Linked DNA regions of Homo sapiens: region 1 is linked to region 2. The links are chromatin contacts, found by Hi-C or POLR2A ChIA-PET in ENCODE. All regions are on one chromosome and are shown on one strand. Each heading gives the region's core, a stretch centred on a gene start or an enhancer-like site at or near the end of the contact. The rest is flanking DNA. Distances are from core to core; before and after follow the strand shown.

Region 1 (4,299 bases), core at 1,258-3,757, 140 kb before region 2:
AAAACAAAAAACAAAAACAGTTCCAATGACCACGATCACCAGCATCGGGACAGCTAACCAGGTGCCTGGATGCAGGGGTCATGGAGCTGGAATTCAGTGCATGTACCGGGACAATATAAGCATCAGTAGCGTAATATGTTACACTGTTAAAGGATGGTAAGCGCTGCTATGGCAAAGAGGAAACAGGAGTGAGGAGGGATGGGTACAGGTCACCATCAAGGCAGGCCTCTTTGAAGAGAGTTGGAAGAAGGGAGCAGTGTGTATTATTGGGAGAGGAATCCAGGCAGAGGAAACAGCCAGTGCAAAAGTTCTCAGGTGGGACAAGGAGCCCAGGAAGGGCTCCGGGAAGGAGGGGTCAGGGGCCAGTAAGGCTAGAGGGAGTTAGCAGAGGAGAGGGTGGAAGGAGACGAGGGCAGATTCTACAGGGCCTTGTGGCTGAGTGAGGACTGGACCTTTTTCCTGGGTGAGGTGGAAGCCATGGAGGATTCTGAGCCAAGGAGGGAGGGAACCGACTCAGGTGCTCATGGGCACCCTCTGGCTTCTGTGAGAGGACCAGGTGGGATCCAGGAGACAAGGGAGAAGGTGGCTGCACTGGTCCCGGTGGGAAATGATGTGGGTGGGACCAGGTAGGGGCCAAGAAGATGGGAGGCGGGTGGATTCTGGATTGATTCTAAGGGCAAAATAGGGGCGAGCACAGTGGCTCATGCCTGTAATCCCAGCACTTTGGGAGGCCGAGGCGGGTAGATCATGAGGTCAGGAGTTCGAGACCAGCCTGGCCAACATAGTGAAACCCCATCTCTACTAAAATTACAAAAAAAAAAAAAAAAAAAAAAAAAAATTAGCCCGGTGTGGTGGTGCAGGCCTGTAATCCCAGTTACTCGGGAGGCTGAGGGAGGAAAATCGCTTGAACCCAGGAGGCAGAGGTTGCACCTAAGCCAAGATCACTCAACTGCACTCCAGCCTGGGCGACAGAGCGAGACTCCATCTCAAAAAAACAAAACAAAACAAATGGGATGAGACCGGGATGTGAGAGAAAGGAGGGATTCAAGGATGACCTATGGCATCTGGAAGGAAGTGATCACAGGGGGAGGAGGGCAGAATGGGAAGGGAGGATCAGGAATTTGGTTTTGGACATGCTGAGTGCAAGGTGACCATGAGATTCCCCACTCCACGGAGGTAAGCGGGCCAGTGGGTACCCAGTTCTGAGAAAACCGACACTCTGGGGTGACGAAACAATTTGCTCAAGATCACAGGGCTGTTTACTGTGGAGTACAATTCAAACCCAGGTTTGACTCCCACCAAAACCAGTTTTAAATCTCCTTCCAACTTCTTTACAAGCTCAACCTTACCCATCTACATATAAATGTTGCACTTAAAAACAACCATAGGGTGGCTCACGCCTGTAATCCCAGCATTTTGGGAGGCAGAGGCGGGAGGATGCCTTGAGGCCAGGAGTTCAAGACCAGCCCGAGCAGCATAGTGAAACCTGTCTCTACCAAAAATACAAAAAAAATAAAATTAGCCGCGTATTGGCGAGCACCTGCAATTCTACCTACTCGAGAGGCTGAGACGGAAAGATTGCCTAAGTCCAGGAGGCTGAGGCTGCAGTGAGCTATAATGGGGCCACTGCACTCCAGCCTGGGCAACAGTGAGACCCTGACTCAAAAAAAAATGACGATAACCAACGCACCCTCACACTTCTTTGAGCCCTCTGCTGTTCTAGGTTTACAAAGCTGGGCTTTCAATTCCCTTCCCATGTCACCTCGCTGTCTTCCTGAGTTCAATTAAAGAAAACAGTAACAGCAAGAGGCTGACGTTATTGGAACCCTTTTTGGGCCGCAGGTCTTGCTTCTACGAGGCCCTTTTGAAGTGGTAAGTGGTGTTCCTGCACCCCTTGCACAAGGAAGAAAAGGGAGGCCCACAGAGCTGGGAGTCCTCCAGGCCTCATCCCTTGCCCTTTGCCGATCCCTGTGCTCCTTCCCTCGCCGGCCTCCAGATTTCATCTCTCGTCCCTAGCACGTCCCCCAGCCCCTATCCCTCGCCAGCTTCCACCTCTTACCCCTCTCTGCGCCCCGGGCTCCATCCTTCGCTCCTAACGCGGCCCCTGGCTCTATCCCCTCGCTCCTAGCTCGTCCCCAGGATCCACCCTCTCCCCTCACTGATCCCCGGGCTCCACCCATCCCCCCTCGCCGTCCTCCGGGTTCCACCCCTCGCTACTCGCCGCCCTCCGGGCTCCATCTCTCGCCCCCGCACACCTTCTTGAGCTTTTGCTGCTGCACGACGCGCGCCTTCTTGGGAGCGATAACACGACCTGGGGAAAGATGTGCTCACGTGAGGCCGGGAAGCCGGGGGTCCACCTCGCCCCCAAGTCCCCGGGCCGCTCCTTACCGCCTTTTCTTGGGCCCCGATTCTTTTCAGAGGCTGCCGCTGCCGTCTTACTCTTTGCGGGTTTGTGCGCCTGAAACTTGCGCTGCCCCTGCGCCATGGTCCGGCACGCAGCGGAAGAGGCGGGACTGTGAGCAGTCGTAGCCGGAAGGCACAGGGAACCATGGGATACAGCGGGGCGGAAAAACGCAAGAACTCACGGGATACAACGTGGCACAGAGTTAAAGAGACAGCATCCCACAAGGGTAGTGTAGTGGATCACAGTTGGAGTTTTCAAACATTACGAACAAAACGGTGACAATGATAAGCTAACGTTTATTGAGAGCTTATGTGTTTTAGAAAACTTACAACGTTTTATGATCTTTACACATAAAAACTCAGACTAGGTTAGGGTGTGGCACTCACCTCTGGTACAGAATTTAAGAAGGTTCAAAAACTTTGGTAATAGTAAACAATATTTTCAAGACTTAAAAAATATTTTAATATCCAAAATAATCAAATTGTTAAACTACATCCTGCAGACCGGCAGCATAATTTTGTAAATAAAGTTTTAGTGGAACCAGGGTGTTGAGGTCAGTAAGCTCAAGGCACAAGTGCGGGGTTCTAGCCTCTTCAAAATTTTATTTAGGCCGGGCACGGTGGCTCACGCTTGTAATCCCAGCACTTTCGGAGGCCGCGGGGCGCGGATCACCCGAGGTCAGGAGTTGGAGACCAGCCACGACTAACATGGTGTCTCCAATAAAAATACAAAAATTAGCCAGGCATAGTGCCAGGCTCCTGTAATCCCAGCTACTCGGGAGGCTGAGGCAGGAGAGTCGCTTGAACCCAGAAGGCGGAGGTTGCAGTGAGCTGAGATGGCACCACTGTACTCCAGCCTGGGCGACAGAGCGAGACCCCGTCTCAAACAAATACTTGTTTTGTTCATCATGGATTTTTTTTTTTTTTTAAAGAGATGGGGTCTCACTCTGTTGCTTAGGGTGAAGTGCAGTAGTGCAATCAAAGCACACTGCATCCTTGAACTCCTGGGCTCAAGCCATCCTCCCACTTCAGCCTGAGTAGCTGGGGCTAGAGGTGTGAGTTCCATGCCCAGCTCATTGTTTTTAAATTTTTGTTTGTAGAGACAAGCTCTTCCTATGTTACCCAAACTGGTCTCAAACACCTGGGCTCAAGGGATCCTCCCAAAGTGCTGGAATTACAGGCATGAGCCACCAAGCCTGGCCTCATCATGGATTTTTGCATTAATTTTGATTTTTAAAAAATACTGCTGTAAGGTCAGGCACAGTGGCTCATGCCTGTAGTCCCAGCACTTTGGGAGGCTGAGGCAGGGGGATCATTTGAGTCAGGAGTTCGAGACCAGCCTGGCCAACATGGTGAAATCATGTCTCTACTAAAAATAGAAAAATTAGCTGGGCATGGTGGCGCATGCCTGTAATCCCAGCTACTCAGGAGGCTGTGGCAGGAGAATCGCTTGAACCGGGGAGGCACAGGTTTCAGTGAGCTGAGATCTCGCCTCTACATTCCAGCCTGGGTAACGAGTGATACTTGATCTCAAAAAAAAAAAACCCAAAACAAAATATTGCTTTAAAATATTTTTTATCTTGGTTGCTGAGCTTTTTTGGTGTCCTCTTAAAATTCTGCCCTGGAGATGTCACCCTAGCTCCAGCCCTGACCTTAAGAGGGAGGTACTAGTATTATCCACATTTATTTTTTATTTTTTTAATTAAATAATTAATTAATTATATTTATTTTTGAGACGGAGTCTCGCTCTGTTGCCCAGGCTGGAGTGCAGTGGCGCTATCTCGGCTCACTGCAAGCTCTGCCTCCCAGTTTCACGCCATTCTCCTGCCTCAGCCTCCCAAGTAGCTGGGACTGCAGGTGCCCACCACCACACCCGGCTAATTTTTTGTATTTTTA
Region 2 (4,473 bases), core at 1,769-4,268:
GTTCAAGTGATTCTCGTGCCTCAGCCTCCCAAATAGCTGGGATTACAGGTGCACACCACCATGGCCGGCTAATTTTTGTATTTTTAGTAGAGACAGGGTTTCACCATGTTGGCCAGGCTGGTCTCGATCTCCTGACTTCAAGTAATCCACCTGCCTCAGCTTCCCAAAGTTCTGGGATTACAGGCATGAGCCACCGTGCTCAAACATTTTTTAAGAGACAGGGTCTTACTCTGTCACCCAGGCTGGAGTGCAGTGGCAGGATTGCAGCTTCCTGCAGTCTTCAACTTCTGGGCTTAAGCAGTCCTCCTGCCTCAGCCTCCTGAGTCCTTGGGATTACAGATGTAAGCCACTGCAGCCAGCTCAGGTACATTTTATTGTACTAATTTATATCTTTTTTTTTTTTTTTGAGATGGAGTCTTGCTGTGTTGCCCAGGCTGGAGTGCGGTCATGTGATCTCAGCTCACTGCAACCTCTGCCTCCTGGGTTCAAGTGATTCTCCTGCCTCAGCCTCCTGAGTAGCTGGGATTACAGGATAGCACCACTACTCCTGGCTAATTTTTGTATTTTTGGTAGAAATGGGGTTTTGCCGTGTTGGCCAGGCTGGTCTTGAACTCCTGACCTCAGGTGATTCGCCTGCCTTGGCCTCCCAAAGTGCTGGGATTACTGGCATGAGTTACTGTGCCTGGCTTGTAATTTATATCTTAGCAAAATTGACGACAGTGTTACATGATACCTAGTGTCACTCACTGATTTATCTGCAGGCTTTTCTCCGTGTTTCCTACACCCCTGGACTCCCCCTGGAAGTCTTTAGCACATCTTTTCCTAGCCGGACGGTTTTTTCAGGACCCACTCTGTGCCAGAAACTGTTTTAAATGCCTCCCTTTTTCATAATCATTTCATCAAGATTATTTGTCCATTCAAGGTTCTTAGCCTGTTTTACAGGGAGACTGAGACTCAGATTAAGTTACCATTATGGGTTGAATTATGTCTTTGAAAGCTCATAAGTTGAGCTGGGCATGGTAGCACACACCTGTAATCCCAGCTACTCGGGAGGCTGAGGTGGGAGGACTGCTTGAGTTCAGGAGTTTGAGGCTGCAGTGAGCTATGACTGCGCCACTGCACTCCAGCCTGGGTGACAGAGCCAGGCCTCGTGTCTTAAAAAAAAGTTCATAAGTTGAAGTCCTAACTTCTAGTACCCTAGAATGTGACTTTATTTGGAACTTGGGTCATTAGAGACATAATTCATTAAGATGAGGTCACTGGGGTGGGCCTAGTCTTAGTTCGTTCCTGCTGCTATAACAAAATACCAGAGAATGGGTAATTTGTAAACAACAGATATTTATTGCTTATGGTCCTAGAGGCTGGGAAGTCCAAGATCAAGGCACCAGCAGATTCAGTGTCTGGTGAGGGCTTGTCCTCCGCCTTCGAGATGGTATCTTGTTGTTGTGTTTTTACGTGGCAGAAGAACAAAAGGGCAGCCAGGCATGGTGGCTCGTGCCTTTAATGCCAGCACTTTGGGAGGCAGAGGCAGGAGGATCACTTGAGCCCAGGAGTTCAAGACCAGCCCGGACAACATAGCAATACCCTGTCTCAAAAAAAGTTTTGTTTTGTTTTTTTTTTTTAAAGAACAGATGGGCAGCCGGGCATGGTGGCTCACGCCTGTAATCCCAGCACTTTGGGAGGCCGAGGCGGGCGGATCACGAGGTCAGGATATCGAGACGATCCTGACCAACATAGTGACACCCCATCTCTACTAAAAATACAAAAATTAGCCAAGCATGGTGGCGCATGCCTGTAATCCCAGCTACTCGGGAGGTGGAGACAGGAGAATCCCTTGAACCAGAGAGTTGGAGGTTGCCGTGAGCCAAGATCACGCCACAGCACTCTAGCCTGGCAACAGAGGGAGACTCCGTCTCAAAAAAAAAAAAAAAAAAAAAAAAAAAAAAAAAAAAAAAGAACAGATGGGCCAAAGGCCCTAGCTAGTTCCCTCAGGCCCTTTTTTAAGGTACTAATCCCATTCAGAGGGGCAGAGTCCTCCGGACTTAATCACCTCTAAAGGCCCCACTGCTTAACACTATTGCATGGGTCTTAGGGTCCAACATTTCAATTTGGGTGCACACATGCATTCAAACCCTGGCAATCCCTAATCCAATATGACTGGTATCCTCATAGAAGGAGGAGAATTTTGAACATAGGCAGTGGACACACACACACACACACACGCGCGCGCGCGAAGGAAGGAAGGAAGGAAAAGAGAGAGACAGAAGAAGGAAGGAAGGAGAAGAGAGAGAGACAGAGGAAGGAAGGAAGGAAAAGAGAGAGAGGAAGGAAGGAAAGAAGGAAGGAAAAGAGACAGAAGAAGGAAGGAAAAAGAGAGAGGAAGGAAGGAAGGAAAGAAGGAATGGAGGAAGGAAAAGAGAGAGAGACAGAGGAAGGAAGGAAGGAAAAGAGAGAAAGAGAGGAAGGAAGGAAGGAAAGAAGGAAAGAAAGAAGGAAAAGAGAGACAGAGGAAGGAAGAAAAGAAGGAAGGAAAAGAGAGAGACAGAGGAAGGAAGGAAGGAAAAGAGAGAGAGAGACAGAGAGGAAGGAAGGAAGGAAAGAAGGAAGGAAGGAAGGAAAGGAAGAGAGACCATGGCACCAGGAAGTGATAAAGTTGGGGTCTGAGCACAGAAGGATTCGATTTCAGAGCCTGTGTGTCTTCTTGCAGTTTAAACAATTGGCTCACACAGGCAAGGAGAGTGTACACTTTATCTCACATATTATTTCTTGGTTTCCTGCATCCTAATTGTCCTTCTGTCACTGTTAATGCATAACTAGACTTTGCCCAGGATATGCAAGCAACGATTTTCTTGCCTGGGCCAATGGCAAAGGCATTCATTCTGCTGATGGTAGATGGTGTCAAATTTCCCAGTAGCGCTCTGTGTGCGGGGCTCAGCTGTTGGGCTCAGAGAGAGACCTCTGCCCCCATGGAGGGCATTATATGTTTGGCCAGCTGCCTGCTCTCTGGGCCAAGAGAAATACGATCAGAACATAAACAGTATAGTAACAGCACTCCACCCACAGCGGGACTGGCTCAAAACCAGATGTCACGAGGAACATAAATGCATAAATGGGATTGTCCTTGAGGCTTACTGGAGGCTTCCCTGGAAAATCAATTTTCCCTTTTGTATCTGTTTCCTTTGGTAGCCAGAGAAGGAAAAAGGAATCAGATCAGCCAAGCAGGCTGCTGAGAAAGATGACCTGAATTGCAGGGATGCAGAAAGTGCTGAAGATGCTTTGTCAGCTGAGAACTGGTTAAGAGAAAGTGGGTAAAGTCCATTTTTCCTTCCAGCTCTACTCTTCCTCACCTTCTACCCTCTTCTGTTCCTGAGGCTGACCCCAAAAGACAACATCATTGGGCTCTGTTGCCCACTGGCTTTTGGTTGGCTCAGCCAATGGGAGTTACTCACAGATGAAAAGTGAGAGAAGGTGCGATGGCTCATGCCTGTAATCCCAGCACTTTGGGAGGCTGAGCGGGGAGCATTGCTTGAGGCCGGGAATTTGTGACCAGCCTGGGCAGCATAGGGAGACTCCATCTCTCCAAAGAAAGAAAAAGAAAAGAAAGAGAAAAAAAAAAAAAGGAAGGAAGGAGAGAGAGAGGGAAGGGAGGGAGGGAGGAAGGAAGGAAGAATTAGCTGAGTATGGTGGCACATACTTGTAGTGCCAGTTACTTGGGAGGCTGAGGCAGGAGGATTACTTGAGCCCAGGAGGTCGAGGCTGCAGTGAGCTATGATCCTGTCACTGCACTCCAGCCTGGGTGACAGAGCAGAAAAAAAAAAAAAAGTGGGAGAAGGGTGAGGTTGAGGGAATTTATCTTATTTATTTATTATTTATTTATTTATTTATTTATTTGAGACGTAGTCGTCTCACTTTGTCAACCAGACTGGAGTGCAGTGGCGTGATCTCAGCTCACCGCAACCTCCACCTCCTGGGTTCAAGTGATTCTCCCTGCCTCAGCTTCCCGAGTAGCTGGGATTACAGGCACCTGACACCACACCCGGATAATTTTTGTATTTTTTGTAGAGACAGAGTTTCACCATGGTGGCCAGGCTGGTCTCAAGCTCCTGACCTAAAGAGATCCACACACCTCGATCTCCCAAAGTGTTGGGATTATAGGCATGAGCCACCGCGCCCGGCCAGTTAAGGGAATTTAAATTTATTTCCTTGGCTTCCTCTGTTTCAGGTTGCTATGGGTTGTGTGCGTCCCTCTTTCAGGCTGCCTTTTCTGCACAATTCTCCCTGTGTCTGTGGAGCCTAGAACCTTCTCTTCTTCACCCCTTCAGGTGTGGGTGGTAACAGCTTCCTGTAGTTGCTGTTGCATTATCCAACCGATCCAGCCTTTGCTGTAAATATATTTTATTAAATGCTTCTCAGATTACCCAGTTTGAATGTGCCCTCTGTTTTTTGCATGGGCCCTTGGAGGTAAGTGAGGTA

Evidence for each region. A loop is a pair of places that touch in the nucleus more often than their neighbours do. ChIA-PET counts read pairs that join two places held with the same protein, here RNA polymerase II (POLR2A). Pooled maps may share reads with other maps.
Region 1: POLR2A ChIA-PET joins it to region 2 with 10 read pairs in B cell. The contact joins the promoter of C19orf53 here to the enhancer-like site in region 2. A Hi-C loop is called at or near these places in 5 of 50 pooled maps. POLR2A ChIA-PET finds 5 or more read pairs at or near these places in 4 of 52 experiments (B cell, H1, HEK293 and 1 more).

What each region holds. Positions count from the first base shown.
Region 1 is chr19:13,772,664-13,776,962 of GRCh38, reverse strand. It overlaps C19orf53 (chromosome 19 open reading frame 53), which reads right to left and starts at 2,507. Exons shown (of 3, transcript NM_014047.3): 1 at 2,389-2,507; 2 at 2,256-2,311. The coding sequence starts at 2,485. It overlaps MRI1 (methylthioribose-1-phosphate isomerase 1), which reads right to left. Exons shown (of 6, transcript NM_001031727.4): 6 at 2,681-4,299. RefSeq lists enhancers at 1,442-1,970, 1,971-2,500, 2,477-2,676, 2,747-2,816.
Region 2 is chr19:13,631,761-13,636,233 of GRCh38, reverse strand. No RefSeq gene overlaps it. Among named protein-coding and RNA genes, the nearest start is that of YJU2B, 110 kb to the left of the region's middle. Within about 2 kb of position 3,018, at least 3 of the 41 ENCODE cell types and tissues checked have a DNase peak (open chromatin) inside an H3K27ac peak, as active enhancers do.